2 separate regions of the Homo sapiens genome follow, and region 1 is linked to region 2. A link is a loop called in an ENCODE intact Hi-C map of the cell type or tissue named here. Cell type or tissue: heart right ventricle. All regions are shown on one strand. Links, peaks and the distances in the headings refer to the core of each region. The heading gives the core; the rest is flanking DNA. Region 1 overlaps RAB17 (RAB17, member RAS oncogene family). Region 2 has its middle 12 kb from the start of MLPH.

Evidence for each region. A loop is a pair of places that touch in the nucleus more often than their neighbours do. Peaks named below come from ENCODE experiments on the same cell type or tissue, not always from the same donor. Only the 100,000 strongest peaks of a DNase experiment are listed, where the experiment ranks them.
Region 1: a loop joins it to region 2, with 8 times the contacts of the local background. A loop is called at or near these places in 20 of 110 quality-filtered maps.

What each region holds. Positions count from the first base shown.
Region 1 is chr2:237,568,318-237,576,642 of GRCh38, forward strand. RAB17 (RAB17, member RAS oncogene family) reads right to left here. Exons shown (of 6, transcript NM_022449.4): 5 at 7,070-7,163; 6 at 6,009-6,811. The coding sequence ends at 6,702. Among named protein-coding and RNA genes, the nearest start is that of PRLH, 5.9 kb to the left of the region's middle. RefSeq lists a silencer at 3,776-3,961 and enhancers at 4,555-5,090, 6,209-6,908, 8,307-8,325. In heart right ventricle, for the core only: a CTCF peak has its summit at 3,873 (motif pointing left); a DNase peak (open chromatin) is centred at 3,844; H3K27ac peaks cover 1,085 bases; H3K27me3 peaks cover 263 bases.
Region 2 is chr2:237,471,174-237,479,498 of GRCh38, forward strand. No RefSeq gene overlaps it. Among named protein-coding and RNA genes, the nearest start is that of MLPH, 12 kb to the right of the region's middle. RefSeq lists silencers at 4,014-4,423, 4,444-4,523. In heart right ventricle, for the core only: CTCF peaks have their summits at 470 (motif pointing right) and 4,426 (motif pointing left); DNase peaks (open chromatin) are centred at 3,539 and 4,208; H3K4me3 peaks cover 1,512 bases; H3K27ac peaks cover 2,435 bases.

The sequences.
Region 1 (8,325 bases), core at 254-8,253, 97 kb after region 2:
TCCTCCACCCAGCCATGTAACAGGCTTCACCAGCTCCCTCCAACCCAAAGCTTGGCCTGGACTCTTGCTGGACCCTGCCTGCAGATGCTGATCTCAGGAGCCCATCCTGACCACAGCCCTCTTGGCCATCCATGCTCAGAGGGGCCAGTGGCAAGGCCCAGACCACCTACACGGGGCTGAGTTGGGGTGACTGCACCTCCCCAGCTACAGGGGAGCCCCTCCAGCCCTGAGCCACCTCGCCAGGGTAGAGTGAGCCTGCAGGAACAGGAAGGGGGGCAAGGTCTGTTCCGAAGGCAGCAGGGGCTGGGTCAGGCCTTAAAGAGGCCACAGCCCTCAAAAAGTTAAACACGGAGTTATCAAACGACCCAACAATTCGCCCCAGGTGTAGACCCTGGAGAACTGAGGGCAGGTGCTCAGCACATCACAGCAGCGTTTACAGCAGCACCCTTCCAAGTAGCCAAAGGGTGGACATGACCTGAATGCCCATTGCCTTAGTCAGTTCGGGCTGCTCTAATAAGATAGCATAGGCACAGAGGCTCAGCCAGTAAACACTCACTCCTCACAGTTCTGGGGGCAGGAAGTCCAAGATCAAGGTGCTGGCTGATCCGACACCTTGATCCGACACCATCTTCCTGGTTGACAGACACCGTCTTCTCGTTGTATCCTCACATGGCAGAGAGCAGAAACAGGAAGCAAGCTCTCTAGCCTCTTCTTATGAGGGCACTAATTTCATCCATGAGGGTTCCACCTTCATGACCTAATCTCCTCCCAAAGACCCGATCTCCTAATACCACCATAATGGGGGGAGGATTTCAACATATAAATTTGCAGTGGCGGGGACACAAACATTTCATAACACCCATCAACAGAAGAATAGAAAAACACAGCGTGGTCTATCCATGCAATGGAATATTACTCAGCCAGGAAAAGGAATGGACCACTGATACATGCCACAACACGGATGAACCTTGGAAGCATCATGCTAAGTGAAAGAAGCCAGGCACAAGAATTCAAATGTTGTATGATTCTGTTTATATAAAAACGTTGTATGACATTGCATATTCTATGGAAGCAGATTCATGGCTGTCAGGGGATAGGGAAGAGGGGTGGGGGGATGACTGCTTAATGGATATGGGGGTTCCCTTTTGGAGGTGGTGAAACGTCTTAGAACTGGACCACGGCAGTGGCTGAAGAACAGAGTGAATGTACTAGAAGCATATTTTCAGCATCCTTCTCCCACGAATAAGGCCAGTCTCCTACATAGCCATAAAATCATCATACCTGAACAAACCGTTGTAGTAATTTCACAATATCATCTAGTTTTTAGTCTGTACTCAGAAATCCCCACATGCAGCAAGACAGTCTCCTTTTTCCCCCACCGGGCTCCAATCTGCATTCACAGTCCGTTGTTTCTCTTTGATTTCCGACCAGTTAATTTTTTATGTTGTCCTGGTGTTGAATTTTTCAAGCACCCAGATGAGTCGTCTTGGAAAATGCTCCACCTGTGTGATTTGTAAGTTGTTCCCCCAAGGTGATGTCCCTGTTCTTCCGTTCCCTGTACTTCCTGTCATCAGAGAGGGGCATCCAGGATCTTGCCTGGATTCAGGTCGCGCACTGTGGACCCAAAAACTGTGTCCTTCCCACTGCATCATATCTGACCATGGGATCCTGGGCTCCCTCTCTGACAGTGCTATTTGACCCTGTGGTAGAGACAGATCTCTTCATTGTAAGAGGTTTTTTCCCTGTGTGATCAATGTGAAATCTGTGCTGGGGCCAGGGCCCCATGGCCAAATCCTGTTTCCCAGCCAGCTTGCGGCCTGAGATGTCAGTGTCCCCTGACTACCCATGCCAGGCTCAGCTGCTGCACCACCAGTCACCCCCACACCATGGTGATTCTCTAATTCCTTCCACAGTCATTAGTTGGATTCTTCCAGAGAAGATATTTCTTTTTTTCTTTTTTTTCAGAACTTTATAATTTTTGACACTCGAATTGGCCTAAATTTGGCCAGTGGGAGTCCTAAACAGGGAATAAATTTTAAAAAAATTAAAAAGAATAGTTCTGTGAGTCAGCCACTCTGGGAAACGCAGACCCATCAGAAGAATGGGATGGGAACATACTCAAGAGGAAACAAGACAGGGCGGGCACGGTGGCTCACACCTGTAATCCCAGTACTTTGGGATGCCGAGATGGGCGGATCACTTGAGGTCAGGAGTTCGAGACCAGCCTGGTGAAGCCCCATCTCTACTAAAAATGCAAAAATTAGCCAGGTGTGGTGGCGGGCGCCTGTAGTGCCAGCTACTTGGGACTGAAGCAAGAGAATCACTTGAACTTAGGAGGCAGAGTCTGCAGTGAGCTGAGATCCCATCACTGCACTACAGCCTGGGTGACAAGAGCAAAACTCTGTCTCAAAACAAAAAAAAAAAAAAAGAGAAAGAGAGAGAGAAGAAAAGGTTAGCATCACAGGCTGGGATGGCAGGGGCTCCCAGGGCCACTCATCAACATTGCCATGCCTCCGGCATCCACCACCACCCCCCACAGGCAAACAACAGCTCACGAGAAGACCCAGGTCCGAACTCAGGCTAAGCAGGGCTGGAGCTGCTTCCCCAGCAGCAGCCTGGACAGTGGGTACATGGACCAGCTTCTCCCAGGATCTGGGGCCAGTGGGGTCCTGGACCCATTTATCCTGAATCATCTGCGACACAAATGTCTGCAGCCCTGCTGGGGCCTCTCCCTGTGTGCTTGCAGAAATAGGGCCTTCCTGCCTGCTGCCCCACCCCAGCCCCGTTTCGGGACAGGAAGATAAGGTGGTGGAGCACTGACACAGGTGAGTCTTCCACACGCAGGTGTCAGGGGCGGCGGGGGCTGTTTTCAGGAAAGCCTGCCTGTTCTTTAGGTCTCTGGGGAAAAAAAACATGCTTTCCTCCCTTTGTTGGATACACATGTGTTGAGTGCCTGGTGTGTGCCAGACAGTGTAGAGGACCCTGGGAATCCCACAGAAATCAGGACAGACAGAGGCCCTGCCCTCACTGAGGTTCTCAGCCTCACCTATGCTCACCTGGAAGGATTTAGAAATCCCTGGGCAGTCTGATGGAATCAGAACCTCTGGGTGATATGCAGCTGAGGCGCTCCATTTTTTTTTTTTTTTTTTTTGAGATGGGGTCTCATTCTGGTGCCCAGGCTGGAATGCAGTGGCTTGATCATGGCTCACTGCAGCCTCGACCCCCGAGGCCTAAGCAATCCTCCCACCTCAGCCTCCAGGGTAGCCAGGACTACAAGTGTGCACCATCATACCCAGCTAATTTTTTGTTTTGCTTTTTGTAGAAACAGGGTCTCCCTTTGTTGCCCAGGCTGGTCACAAACTCCTGGCCTCAAGTGGTCCTCCCGCTTCGGCCTCCCGAAGTGCCAGGATTACAGGCATGAGCCACCGCACCCTGCCCCGGTGTGGGGCTTTCCGAAGCTCCGCAGGTGACTCCAGCACAGGGTTGAGCCCCACCTGCCTAGTGGTGAGGGAGGAGGGGAAAGGGGCAGTCACAGTCCTGGGAGACCCAGGGTTCCAGGACCACCACAGATCTGTCCACTCTTGGGGAGGCCATGAAATGATTCCTGAAGGAGTCAAAGGACACATTTTAATAATAAATGCTGGCATAGTCACAGGAGGTCGTCAAAACAGAGGGGGAAGCAGGCAGTCAGACCTACAGGCATCCTACAAACTTCCCTTGTATTCTTCCCCTTCTATGTCATCAAGCCGCTCCTCTGCAGCTCCTCTGAGAGCCTCCTGGTTCGCCCTTCAGCAGAGCAAGCACTCCGGACGCCAGGACCGTGGGGCTTGCCTTCCACAATGCTGGAGCGCCATCTGGTGGCCACGGGCAACCTCAGCCTCCTGCCGCCCGCAAGCTGGGTCCCCACCCCGGCTGAGGGCCCGCTGCGGGGGCACAGGGCGCGAGGACACAGCCTAGCACACTAGGGACTCACACTTCATGTTCTTCATCGGCAAGGGAATCATCGCGTGAAAAATGGTCCAACTTTACTCGCAGCCGGAAACTGCAGTGTGGATAGCAATAATACAGTGTCAGATTTCACCTGTGAAATTGTCTAAGAAACGAGGACAGTCCTCGCGAAAATCAAGGGAACAGGCCCTCTAGGAAGCTATTGTTTTCTTTATTTATCCTTTAGCTTTTCTTGGAGATCATGACAGAGGTGTGTGAAATCTGCTCTGCATTTGTCTAGTAAAGATCACGTGAGGAGTTCATTTCAGGTCACACTAGCACCAGGAAAGCCAGACTCCAAGGAAGATCCAAGATGTTTCCTTGTCCCCAAGATTGAAAGCTGGATCTGCCAGGGGCCCAGTGGACCCAGGTGGCTCCTCCAGTTAGGAAAACGAAGCCAGGGATCATGAGGGAGGAGCTATTATGAAGCTGTGGTTGGAACACTGAGAAACCCAGGCTGGCAAGGAGGGGCTGTGCCCACCCTAGGCCCAATGGATGAGCAGAGGGAGCAGCCACCAGAACCTGCAGGAGGAAGAGGCCTCTTGGACAGGGGCAGTGGCTTCTGGCCAGGACACAGCCAGCCTCACCAGACAGGCCCTAGGCAATGGCTGGCCTCTGTGTCCCCTCCCCCATCCCCTGCCAGGGCTCCCCATGGTCTGGGCCCCACTGAAGGTCAAGGCCTGGCATCTCTACACAAAGTGAGTGAGAGCAGAAGGAAGCCCGGAGGAGCCGGGGAAGCCTCAGGCACAGAGCTCTTTCCCCTTCTGTGTGATGAGAAGCTCAGCGTCAAACGGGAGGTATTTTGCTTTCTCCTTCCTTGATCCTTACAGCAGCCAATACAGTGATGCCACTTTTTCCAGGTGGATAACAATGTCTTATTGTTTAAAACTTACACCTGCTTATCATAGGGACAAGGATGAAAACCAATATCACCTTCCAAAAAGTGGCCACCTTTGAAATAACCTTGCCACATCAGGTGTCCAGATAGAGACCCAACAGGAAAACATCATGTGGGGTTTACCTCCCAAAACAGGGTCTGGGTTGCTGCAGTTTGGATATTTGTCCCTTCCAAACCTCATGTTGAAATCTGACCCCCAGGGCCAGACGCAGTGGCTCATGCCCGTCATCCCTGCACTTTGGGAGGTGGAGGCGGGTGGATCACCCGAGGCCAGGAGTTGGAGACCAGCCTGGCCAACATGATGAAACCCCGTCTCTACTAAAAAATACAAAAATTAGATGGGTGTGGTGGCACGTGCCTGTAGTCCCAGCTACTCAGGAGGCTGAGGCAAGAGAATCGCTCGAACCTGGGAGGCAGAAATTGCAGTGAGCTGGGATCGTGCCAGTGCACTCCAGCCTGGATGACAGAGCGACACTCCATCTCCAAAAAAAAAAAAAAAAAAGAAGAAGAACTCTGACCCCCAGTGTGAGAGGTGGGGCCTAATGGAAGGTGTTGGGTCATGGGGGTGGGTCCCTCATAAATGGCTTGGTGCCATCCTAGCAGTAATGATGGAGCTCTTACTCCAAAGCTCCTGTAAGAGTTCCCCCAGAGCTGGTTGTTAAAAAGAGTGGGACCTCCCTGCTACCCTCTCCTACTTCCTCTCCCCGTGTGACCTCTGCACGCCAGCTCTCACTGCCTTCTGCCATGAGTGGAAGCAGCCTGGGGCCTCACCAGAAACAGATACCGGCCCTGTGCATCCTGTGCAGCCTGCAGAACCATGAGCCCAATAAACCTCTTTCTTCATAAATCACCCAGCCTCAGGTATCCCTTTATAGCAACACAAAAACAGACTCAGACATGGGTTTCTCTGTAAAGGGAGGCAGGCAGGATGAAGAAGTGTGGCCATCTGGGAATGCATCCCATCCAGAGAGCTGGGCCAGGCCCACGATAGTCACAGCCTGCCGCATGGGCCTGCTTCCTTATTTACTTAACAGGAGCCCTCCCAGAATCTATACAGAAATACCTACAACCATCCACCAGGCGCAGTGCCCTGCCTTGTCCTCAAAAACTTCTAAAAGCCAGATTGTCAAAAGCAATTTAATTTTTGGAGGAAAAACTGCATACGCAGTACAACTTATATCTCAGGCGAAATGTCTCAGAATCTTCCTGCTCATTGGACAGAAACTCAGCTTCACCACATTGCCAGCCGGGAGACCATGGAAGGGAACTGGCGCCACTGCCCCCAGCTGCCCTTCCCAGGGGCAACTTCACCAAGATGTGGAAATCCTGGGCCCACCCCACAGTCAGTCATCGCTCCATTTCTTCCTGGCACCACCACCTCCATCTGGCCTGCTCCCCAACCCCCCAGAAGCAGGTGGGCCCAGGCTCCAGGCCAGTGCCCCCATCAAGATCAGACGTAAGGCATCTTCCCACCGTCGCTGTGCTGCGGGGACTTTTCCAATCCTTCCTTCCTCTCTGTCCAGAGGCTGCCAGGCTGAGGGGGCCACCGTCCAGGTGGAACAGGCACAGGCATCGGGGAATCAGATGGTATCAGTGGGGATAGGGCACAGCACTTTCCTGGGAGCCATGTGACGCCAGATCTTCCTCTGGCAGTTCCCACTGGCTGTGGGAAGTGGTTTTCATAAAGGGGGCCAACTTCCAGGAACATCTAGGGCTCGGGAGCAACCCAGCATTGACAGTGAATCAGAATCCACCTAGAGCTGGCCATGGCCCAGGCAGGGGGTGTCTTCCCCACAGCCCCCAGGAGTGGCTGCACCTAGTGGGCGCAGCATTTGGCCTGCCTCGCGGGCCCCTTGTTCAGAGCCACAGCTGCATCCCCCCGTAGAGCCTGGCCCTCCTCGTCGCTTCTCTGCAGTAGCTCTTGGGCTGTGAACAGCAAGAGGAGGGGGCTGGCTAGGGAGGGAAGTCGCCCAGCCCAGCACAGCCCTGCAGACCAGCCACCCCAGGACCCGCCCCTCCTGTGTTTACCCTGAACCATAGAACAAGGGCCTCCTGCCCCTCCTGGTCACCATCCAGTCCCTAAAGACATTCTATGGGATACCACGTCACCAGCAACAGGGACCCAGGGAAGTTGGTCAGGGACAAGCACCTCCCCCTTGTCTGGCCCACGGGGACGTGACTCACCCACTGTATTGAACACCTCCGACACCTGGTGGTTCAGTTTGGCCGAAGTTTCCATGAACAGCAACTTCTGGCTGTCGGCAAACTCCTTCCCTTCCTGAAGGAAACAGCCACAAAATCCAGCGCTGTTTATAAGAGAGTTTCCTAAGGACACCTGGTTCACTTCCAACAGTAAGATCCGAGAAAGCTGCAGCCGTGGAGCCCGCACTCCTCCACGTTTCGTGTCCAAGTTGTGTTTCTTGGCACTCCTGAGCAGCCAGGACCAGGGAGGGGCGGGGTGTGCTCCCTGGAAGAGGCTCTTCCTCTAGCTGGCGGGGTGCGGCCTTCCTCCTCCTGCAGGGCCTGGAAAGCCAAGTCCCCACCCCCAGGTTCCCCTCCCATCATGCCTGTTGGCACCTGTGGGCTTTGATGCTGGGCAAAGAACCAACTGAGAACCCAGGAAACATGAGGCAGAGGGAGGCCCCTGGACGGCACCCACCTGGGCCCTTCTTCTGGGGAACCCTCATTTTCCAACACAGCTCTCCTCTGGGGAGAAATGGATGTCCCAGAGCAAAGGCAAACCAGAAAACAGCAGGCTTGCAACGGGTGACCAGGAGAAAGCATTCATGGGAAGGCCACAGCCTTGCCCAGGAGTCGAGGGTGGCCGAGGAATGGGGGCCTTCCTGTGCAGGCCCCTCCCCTGGCCTCCGGGACTCTCCCAGGAAGAGGAGCCTGTGGTGGATCCCAGAGGGCACAGCTCAGGCTCCTGACTGTCCAGCCAGACATGGAGCTGGCAGCAGGTGTGGCCGGCCATGCCCCCAGCTCTCGCACCATCCACCATCGTGAGTGCACTCCTCCTGTCCTGGCCCGGAGATCCCTCGGCCGGCCCTGCATTTGTCCCCACTGAGCTCCCCAGCCAGCTCCCCAGACAGACGCTCCAAACCCACCCTGGCCGCCCACTGCCCCTCCAAGCCTTGAGTAACCTCGTGCCCATGTTTTTGTGCCTGCCCAAGCACACAGCCCATGTAGTCACTCTCAGAGGGCACAGCTCTGCTGCCAGGATCCTCTCTCCCCCACCCCAACTTGCAACGAGGGCTCAGACTGACGCTGTCTCCCTTTGCTCCCCTTGCTCTCCCCCGAGATTCTCCAAAATCTTCACCCCACTTCTCCATCTCTCCACAGCCTCCATTGAAGCTGGGGCCTTTTCTCTTTGGGAGGCGCGCCCGTCGGTCTAAGCCCTGAGTTGGGTCTTCCCCTGCGCCAGCCTCTAGTGTGTGTGG
Region 2 (8,325 bases), core at 51-8,050:
TCCGGATTTTACACTCAGATGTTTTGGCAGAACCATTGCTGACTCCAGCATCCAGACGTCTGAAATCATTTTTCCTGAGAAATCAAGCATAGACGTTACAAGCTTCCAAAGACCATTGGCTTGAAACCATATACCCAAATCCATGGCAAGCCATTTAGCAAAACGACGTAAACATTAGAGCATTAAATTATGCCACGTAGGTCTGTTCAGAAGAAATCTGTGATTATGCGCATCTCAGACACTATGGGAAGTCAGATGCGACCACCCGCCAGTCACTCAAGCTGATCGAGATAGAAACAGGGAGGGCTCCAGAGCAGAGCCGGGTAGATGGACACGTTCAAAACAGGGACAGTCCCCCTGCTGCAAAGCTGGTGTGCAGGCCTGGCCCTGGATGGCTCTTGTCTTGAGTGTGTGTGTTTGTGATTCTGGGTCCCTCAGCTTGCAGGGTCGGCCCCAGTAACCTGCTCTGGCCAGTAGAGGGAATCAGAGGGCCGAGGGACCAAGCCGGTAGCACAAGCAGTCCCCACCCTAGCTGGCTTGGGGAGACCTGCCTTTTAAGGCCTCCTGGGTGAACGTCCCCAGGCTCAGAAGGAAGCAGCTCCCAGGAGCCCAGTGAAGCAGCTGGAGCCACAGAGGCCTGCAGGGTCATCGGCTCCTGAAACATTGGCCCTTTGGGACGATGCTTTTTCTCTCCCTTCCTGAATGAGCCCCCTGAGAAAGCACTGAATGCGGGGTCAGACCTGTCACCATTGCCCTGAAGCCAGCTCCTGAGGATGGTCTGTTATACTCCAAGGCCAAAGGAGCCACCCGAGGGATGAGAGGGAGACCCGGCACTGAGAGCTCCACACAGCAGAGCTAGGGCTGCAGGGATGTCCCCAGGGTGAGGTGGACGTTTGGCCAGAGAGGAGAGAAGAGAAGCACAGGACTATTTATGGGTGCATTACAGACATGGGACTGTTTATGGGTATATTACAGGCACAGCACTGTTCAGGAGTTCATTACAGGCATGGGACTGTCAGGGGTGAGTTCCAGGCACAGGACTGCTCAGGGGTGCGTTCCAGGAACAGGACTGTTTATGGGTGCATTCCAGGGACGGCACTATTCAGGGGTTCATTGTAAGCATGGGACTGTTCAGGGGCCCATTCCAGACACAGACACACCTGAACAGCAGACTGTTAGGACTGCTTAGAGGCGCATTTTAGGCAGAGGTACAGGGGCCTGGGGCAGGTCTATGGTGGTGGTTAGAAGAGGGTCTCGAAGGGAAGGGTATTTGAGAGGAACTTGTCCTGGTGCATGAAGCAGCCAGGGTGGCTCTGCCCAAGGGTCTGGCGCATCATCAAATTGGGACTCAGCCATTTCTTCCCCAGGGCCACTGCAGGGACCCCAGTTGCCTGGTGGCCTTCTAGGAGAAGCAGAGAGGCACAGAGGCCAACGTCTGCTCTCAGAGAGGCCTGAGCAGGAGCCACGGCTCCACCGTCATTGTCCAATGACCTTTGTAAAGCCACTTAACTCACATTCAGCCTCCCTTGCAGTCTTTTTTTCTATCAGATGGGGATGTTAATAACAGTGCCTGTCCCCCAGGGTTGTCGTGGGGTGCAGGGCTGCACACCGTGGAAGGGCTCAATATCAGGGAGCCGTATTAGCATCATGTGGTTTTGGCTCAGTGTGCAGAAGGGGCAGGAGATTGTTGTCTGGGCCTGGGACAGAGGCTGGGCTTCACCTGGGGCCAGGGCAGGGCCCCCAACTCGCAGGGCCTTGGGTGCTGCACCCCATCCCCTGAGGAGCCCCAGGTCCCCTCCCCCACACCTGAAGATGGGCCTTTCTCTTAGAACTAGCAGGGAGGTCCAGGCCATCGCTTACACAACAGCATTTGCTGAGGCAACCACATGCAGACGTGGTCCTGGGCGCGGGGCCTACCACTGGGAACACCACCGGGCTGGGCACCCTCGGTGTGGAAGGCAAAGGGATCAAGCACTTCTTCCTCCTTGGAGGCTTCCCAGACTCCCTTTGCCTCCCAGATGGCCAGCCCAGAAGCCCACGTGGCCCAGGTGGTCAGATGGCCTGGGGTGCGGTAGAGCCTCACACCACCGGCTGCTGCTCCTTAAGATGCACTTACGATGCCCCAAAAGCCCAGCAGCCCGGGCCAGAGAGGGCTCCTGCACACTCAGAAACCCACCCGGGCAGTGTGGTGGCAGCCCCCAGCAGGACACTTGTCTGCCCCTCCCGATGCCTTGCCCGCCTTTGCCACCCTGCTCTATCCCGAACACCAGCCACTAGGGCCTGCACCAACTGCCCCTTTGGCACCAGCTTCCCAATGGGCTCAGCCAAGAGGGGCCCAGCAGGAGCCTGGGGAGCAGGAAGAGAGAAGCCTGGCATTGACCCCATCTCCCTCCCCGCCTGCAGTGGCTGCAGCTGCCCGGACCCCACAGCTCTGGGGGCACCTCTCTCAAGGCTCCACACTCCACATTCCAGACACCGAGCCCTCATGTGCCTCTCTCCGGCCCGAGGCGGCAACAGCTCTTACTGCGGCCCCTCCCCGGGGACGTCACCTGCCTTACTGTTTCCTAACTCTGCCCACACCTTTGTCAGATGTCCCCGCGGCAGCAACTCTGCCACCTCTCTCCTGCCCAGACCCTGGCTGGCAGGAGGAGGACATGCAGGGGAACCACTGGAAGCCAGGAGGAGAGAGTTTAGGCTTAGCTCCCAGGCTGGAGCCCTTCAACTACCAAGTCTCACAGCCCAATGCCCTCGCTTCAGGGTCCCGTTGGTGGAGGCAGGGCACCAGGCAGACCAGATGGGGCAAAACCCAGGCCACCGGGGCTGACGGCTGAGCGTCTAGACCTCAGACCTTAGACCCAGGTAAGGCAGCAGCACCAGGGAAGCCCTAGGGTAGGAGGTGCCCTCGGGTAGGAGGTGCTGGGTGAGAACGGTTGGTGAGAAGAAGCGCCTCCCAACCTCTCTGCAGCTTCCTCACTAAATGGCTTGGAACTCAGGATATATGTTCCCACAGCCACAGTGGCCCCAAGTTGGTCAGGCTGTCAGGCGGCTCCAGAAACCACACACCCCATGACATGAGGAAGCCACAGACAGAGACACCCAGTTTCCCACTGTTTCCTTGGAAACGGCAGGCCCAGATCCAGCTCATCCACCCCCCTACTCTCAGCTAGAAACAAAGCCTGGCAGCTTCCCCTGGCACTCCCGGCCCACCTGGTCCACCCACTGGCTGACCCCAGCCTCTGCCCTGCAACTGTGGCCAAAAATGATGCCCCTTCAGCTTGGCCCCAGAGCGGGGCAGGGGCCAGGCTTCCAGGGGTAGCTCAGGCCAGAAAGGGACGAACTGGGAGCTTGGCCTTCCCAAGCAGTAGTGCTTGCTAAGGTTAGGGTTGGGGTTGGGGATGGGGCGCAACCCTGGCTGGAGAGCCCCAGGCGGCTGTGGGTGGGTCCCTGGAGGCCTCTGCAGGCCTGGAGTTCCTGGGGCTTGGATGGGCAACGGTCCAGGGATCTTGACCTTGTATTTGAGGATGGTGGGAAATCCCAGCACTTCCGGCTCCCCGACCCCAGGGACTCCCCTAGCAGAACTCAGGGAGCAGAAAGCCCAATGGTGCAATGCGATGCAGGCCCCCCTGCAAAGTCATTCCCCAGGGGCTGACCACGCAGAGGCTTGGGCCGCCGATACGCCAGGCAGGGGCATTAAGAGTGGAGAATTTTTTTAATTTGATACTAAACACACAAAAAGGCATTCAAGTAATTTGTGGATAAAGTCTGTTGGATGGAGGGGCCCAGCGCTGGATTCCCACAACCACTTATTTATGGCTTAGTGTGGTTTGACTTTGAATCCCACAAAAGGGCGGGGAGGAGAGCGGCCCCACGGCTGCGTAGCGTTCGGGGTAAAGGTCCTAGTGGCCACTGATTCCCGGCAGCCGCTTGCTGTAACGAGGGGCTCCCGGCAACATGACGTGGGGCTGGGGGGCTCCATTTCCAAGGAAACAATGCGTGGGCGCGGGGCTCCGAGGCCCCGGGGTCCCCGGGAAGGGCTGGAGGGCCGGGGGCGCACATCTCGGGTCTCGGGGTCCGGGGACGGCAGACGCGGGGGCGCGCGGAACTGCGGCCGGGGCAGTAATCACCCCAGGGCCGCCCAGGCCGCGCCCAGAATGGCTCCGAGGCGGGGCCGGGCCGCGGGGGGCGGACGGAAGGGCCGGGGCGGCGCGGGGAGGACCCTCCCGAAGCCCAGCCGGGGCCCTGAGCTCAGAAGCCTGGGAAACGGAGGCCACGCCGGGCAGGAGCCGAGCTCGGTTTCACCGCCCCCAGCGGACCGACCGCCCCGCCTCCCAGGACCCCGAGACCCCGGACCCCGGCCCGCCCTACAAGCAGGAGCTTTGGCGGCGCGCCCGGCTGCAGCCGTCGGCCTCTGTCGCCCCCTCCCGGAGCGGAGGAGTCACGGCGGGAAACAGCCCGAAGCCGGCGGGGCCCCGAGGGGGTCCGCGCTGCCTGCCCGGGGACCCCTTTTCTTGGCAGAGAGGATACTGACATCGGTCTGGAGGCCGTACGTCAGTCCCGGGGATGTCGGGATCAGCCTTGGAGGATGCCCTCGATCTTTATCCTTTCCTATGTCCCCAGTCCCTGGCAAAAGGTAGTAGACCCAGGGGAAGGATGCAGGAAGCGAGGAAAGGAATTCCCATGCCATGAGCACCATCCTAGAGGTGTTGACACACAAACACGCGCGTGCACACAAATCCTCTAAGGTAACCACAACAACAGAACCTATGAGCCATTTGTGAATACGCCGGCACTCGGAAGTGCTGTGGACACACTCCTACTCCACCCCTGACTCACTGCGCCTGCCTCTCAGACAAGGACCCATGCCTCCCTTCAGTCCTCTCTGAAGTGGGGACCGTACTGGCATCTGCCTCATTTAGTAGCTGTGAGGATTAAATGTGGTTGAACCCGTAAACTCGCTTGAACAGCACCTGGCATTGAAAGGATTGTAGCTGGCACCCTCCTCCTCATCTTCCTCATTCAATCAGTTAGGAATGCATTCAGCTGCAAGCTCAGGAAACGCAACCGACAGTTGCCTAGATGTGCAGGTGTGTTTTTCTCCCATAACAAGGAGTTCAGAAGTCGCCTGTCAGCCTGGGAGCACAGCTCAGCGATGCGTCAGGACACTGGGCTTTCTTTCCATCCCCAATCCTCACCATCCTATTGCTGGTCTCCTCCTGGTTGCCAGATACTTGCTGTAGCTGCAGATCTCAGATTCAAGATCCAGGCAGGAAGAAGGGAGAAAGGACAGGAGGTAAAGGGCTTTCTCCTAGTAAGGGTTTCCTGTTTATTCTGGAAGGGACAGGAACCTCTTGCACTTCGATTGTCCAGAAGTGTCCATGCAGGTTATCTTCACTGCAAGGGAGGCTGGAAAATGCCTATTTTTAGTTGAAGTCCTTGCTCCTCTACCTGGAGTTAGGGTTCTGTTAGCATACGAGGGACATGGTTATTGAGTAGACAACTAACGGGACCTGCCAGTGTGCTGTTGCATGGTCTACCTAACCTCCACTCTGGAGACAGAGAAATCAGTGCCCAGTAACGCTGGAAATCTTGCCCAAGGTCACACAGCTAGTGGGTGTGACATCCCAGTCTCCTGATTCTAAGTATTAATGTTCTGTAAATCAATGACTTGACATTGATTGTTGAGGCATTTTTATGGCATTGGTTTTGAAGCACTGATGTTAATTTATGAAGCGTATTTATAATAACTGCTTTAAAATTCTTACCAGATAATTCTACCATCTGATGCATCAAAGTATCAACATCTATTTATTGTCTTTTCTCACTCGGGTGGTTTTTTTCTGGTTCTTGGTATGACAAGTGGGTTTGTATTATATTCTGGTCATTTGGTTATTATGTTCAAACATAATAAAAGATTATTACAAAACATTAAAGAATATCTCCTGTTGTAGATACTGGTTGCAGACATCTCTGACACCCAGTCTAGGCTACATGGGAGATAAAAAGAAAAGTCTAAGGAACCCACCATATTATCTTTCCTCCAGTCCTGAGGTCTCTGGCCAGTCTACCTTCTTCTACCCAACTTTCAGAGTCCTTTTATCATTGTCTGTTAAAGAATTTCCATGGTATTTAGTTTTTAGAAGGGAGGAGTAGGGAAAAGTGAGTCTACTCATTTTGTTTCAGAACCAAAATCCTAAACCCTTTTCAATAGCACATTCCAACCTACCTCTCACGAACTCCCACTAAATACCCCAAATCTACGCCAGCTCCAAGGGATTGTTTGGTCTTCTCAGGGGATGGTGCCATGTAAAGAGCTCAGCATCAGTCAGATATCCAGCAACAGAAGTAGCTAGATCAGGCTTGGTGAGATAGAGCCCACGTAGTCGGACCATATGGCCTCCCTCCTGGTCCCCTGGCATGAACATTGAGGTGACCAAGGACACAGTCTGACTCCATAGGGTAAATGACCCAGTATACCCATTCATTCAGTGTCCTTTTTGTACTAGGTGGCCTCTGGTAAGCATTGACATGAGATAGAAGATTCACATATGGCGCCTATTCCCAAGATCCCTGCACATACCTCTCTGTCTCCAGTCTTTCAACCTTATTCTCTTCCAGTTCCCTGAACAACTAGAGAAGCTTGCATTAATACCTGGACCTGCTACAGAATTTTCTCACGCTCTAAGCGTCACTCAAACCTGCCAGCCTTCCAAATCACTTCCCAAATGGATTGCAGCAGTATTCCCAAGTGAGCCATGTGCTGCCTCCAACATCCAAAGTTCCACCTAGTGCTATGTCTCTGTCCTTGTCATAGCGCCTGCAAAGAGAATAATTTGCCCTATACTTTTGAAGGTATGTCCCAGCAGACTCTACATCTTTAGTCCCCTAAGAACCTAGCCTAAGTTTTATATCCCTGGAACATCATAAGATTGGCCTCCCAATGCACATATGTCTTACCAGAGTATTCAGCATCTTTCTACTCTCCTTTTCACCAGTTCTAATCTGGAAAATATCACCATATGTTGCACCAATGTGCTTAAGGTTCCTGAGGATTATATTGTGACAGTAATCAGAGATTTGATATAGCCCTGGGACAGACAATAGAGAGAAGGTGTACTGTTGTCCTTCCCACGTAAAAGCTGTTTCAGATCTTTTCTGATGACAGCGTGATGGCTCCCCTGACTAATGTCAGCTCAGAATCTGTATCCAATCACCCTCCAAAGTATGACTGTTTCCCTTTCCCCTATGTACAGTTATCCTGGTAAATAACCATGGGCCCTTTGGGGAAAACAATGTATAATATTTATGGTATATATTGTAGTGACACTGTAAAGTCCTTCCTCGAAGGGACCTTGCTTCTCCTTTAGTCGATGGGGTCTAGGTCTATAAAAACTGGTTTAGATATGGAAACTGAATGAGGGATTGTGATTTTTCATTGCAGCATCTGATATCAGCCTTCCGTTCACCAGTCCTTGAATTATCTGTGTGCACAATCAACCAGTACCCTAATTGTCTGCTAATTTCTTGAGCCCCAAGGAATACCATAGTCTACTAGCCATCCCATAGACACTTATGTTTGGTTGCTTTTCTGGATTTTTTACCATTACAGAAATTCTGTCCACCCTACCTCTGATAGTTGAGGATCTCTATCTGAACTCTTCTATTTCAGAATCCCAGCAACCCCCATGACACTACAGAGTGTAGTTCCATGGAGTAACTTCCTACTGTTAATACCAGCTTCAGAGAACAGCCAGTATTGAGTTGCCAAAAGATGCAGACACTCCCCACACTGGTATATTTCTTATTGCTTTGGTGAAGAAAGTGTCCTCTGGGCCCTCCCAGGAAACACAGTCAAATGATAGAGTCTTTGATCTTACATAATAAATCCATTCTCACATTTCTACCTCCCTAAGCCTTCTAAGTTCCTACTCAATACTCTGCCAAGGCAAGCATAACATCTACACCTCATTTACATCATGCCCAAGCTTCGCAGTGCCATCTCAGCAGTGTATTTGAATGATTTCCAAGTATCCTTGCCAAGAAGTCAAATTCTAAGACATAGACAAGTTCCTCCAAATCAACAAACTGAATTCAATATCTCCGTGGCTTATTCAGACACATTTCTCTCTGTCGCTTGGTGACATATATTAGCCAAGACTTGCAGTTATGTTCACTAGATGCTGTTTATTCCTAGAAAAGAAACTTTATTTTCCCACTTGGGCTATACTGGGACCTGGCCCTAGTTATTTGTGTAGAGGAAATAAGAAGAGATGGAGACAGATCTTGAGAAGGACAAGCATCACATTGGAAGTCAACCATCTCAGGTGA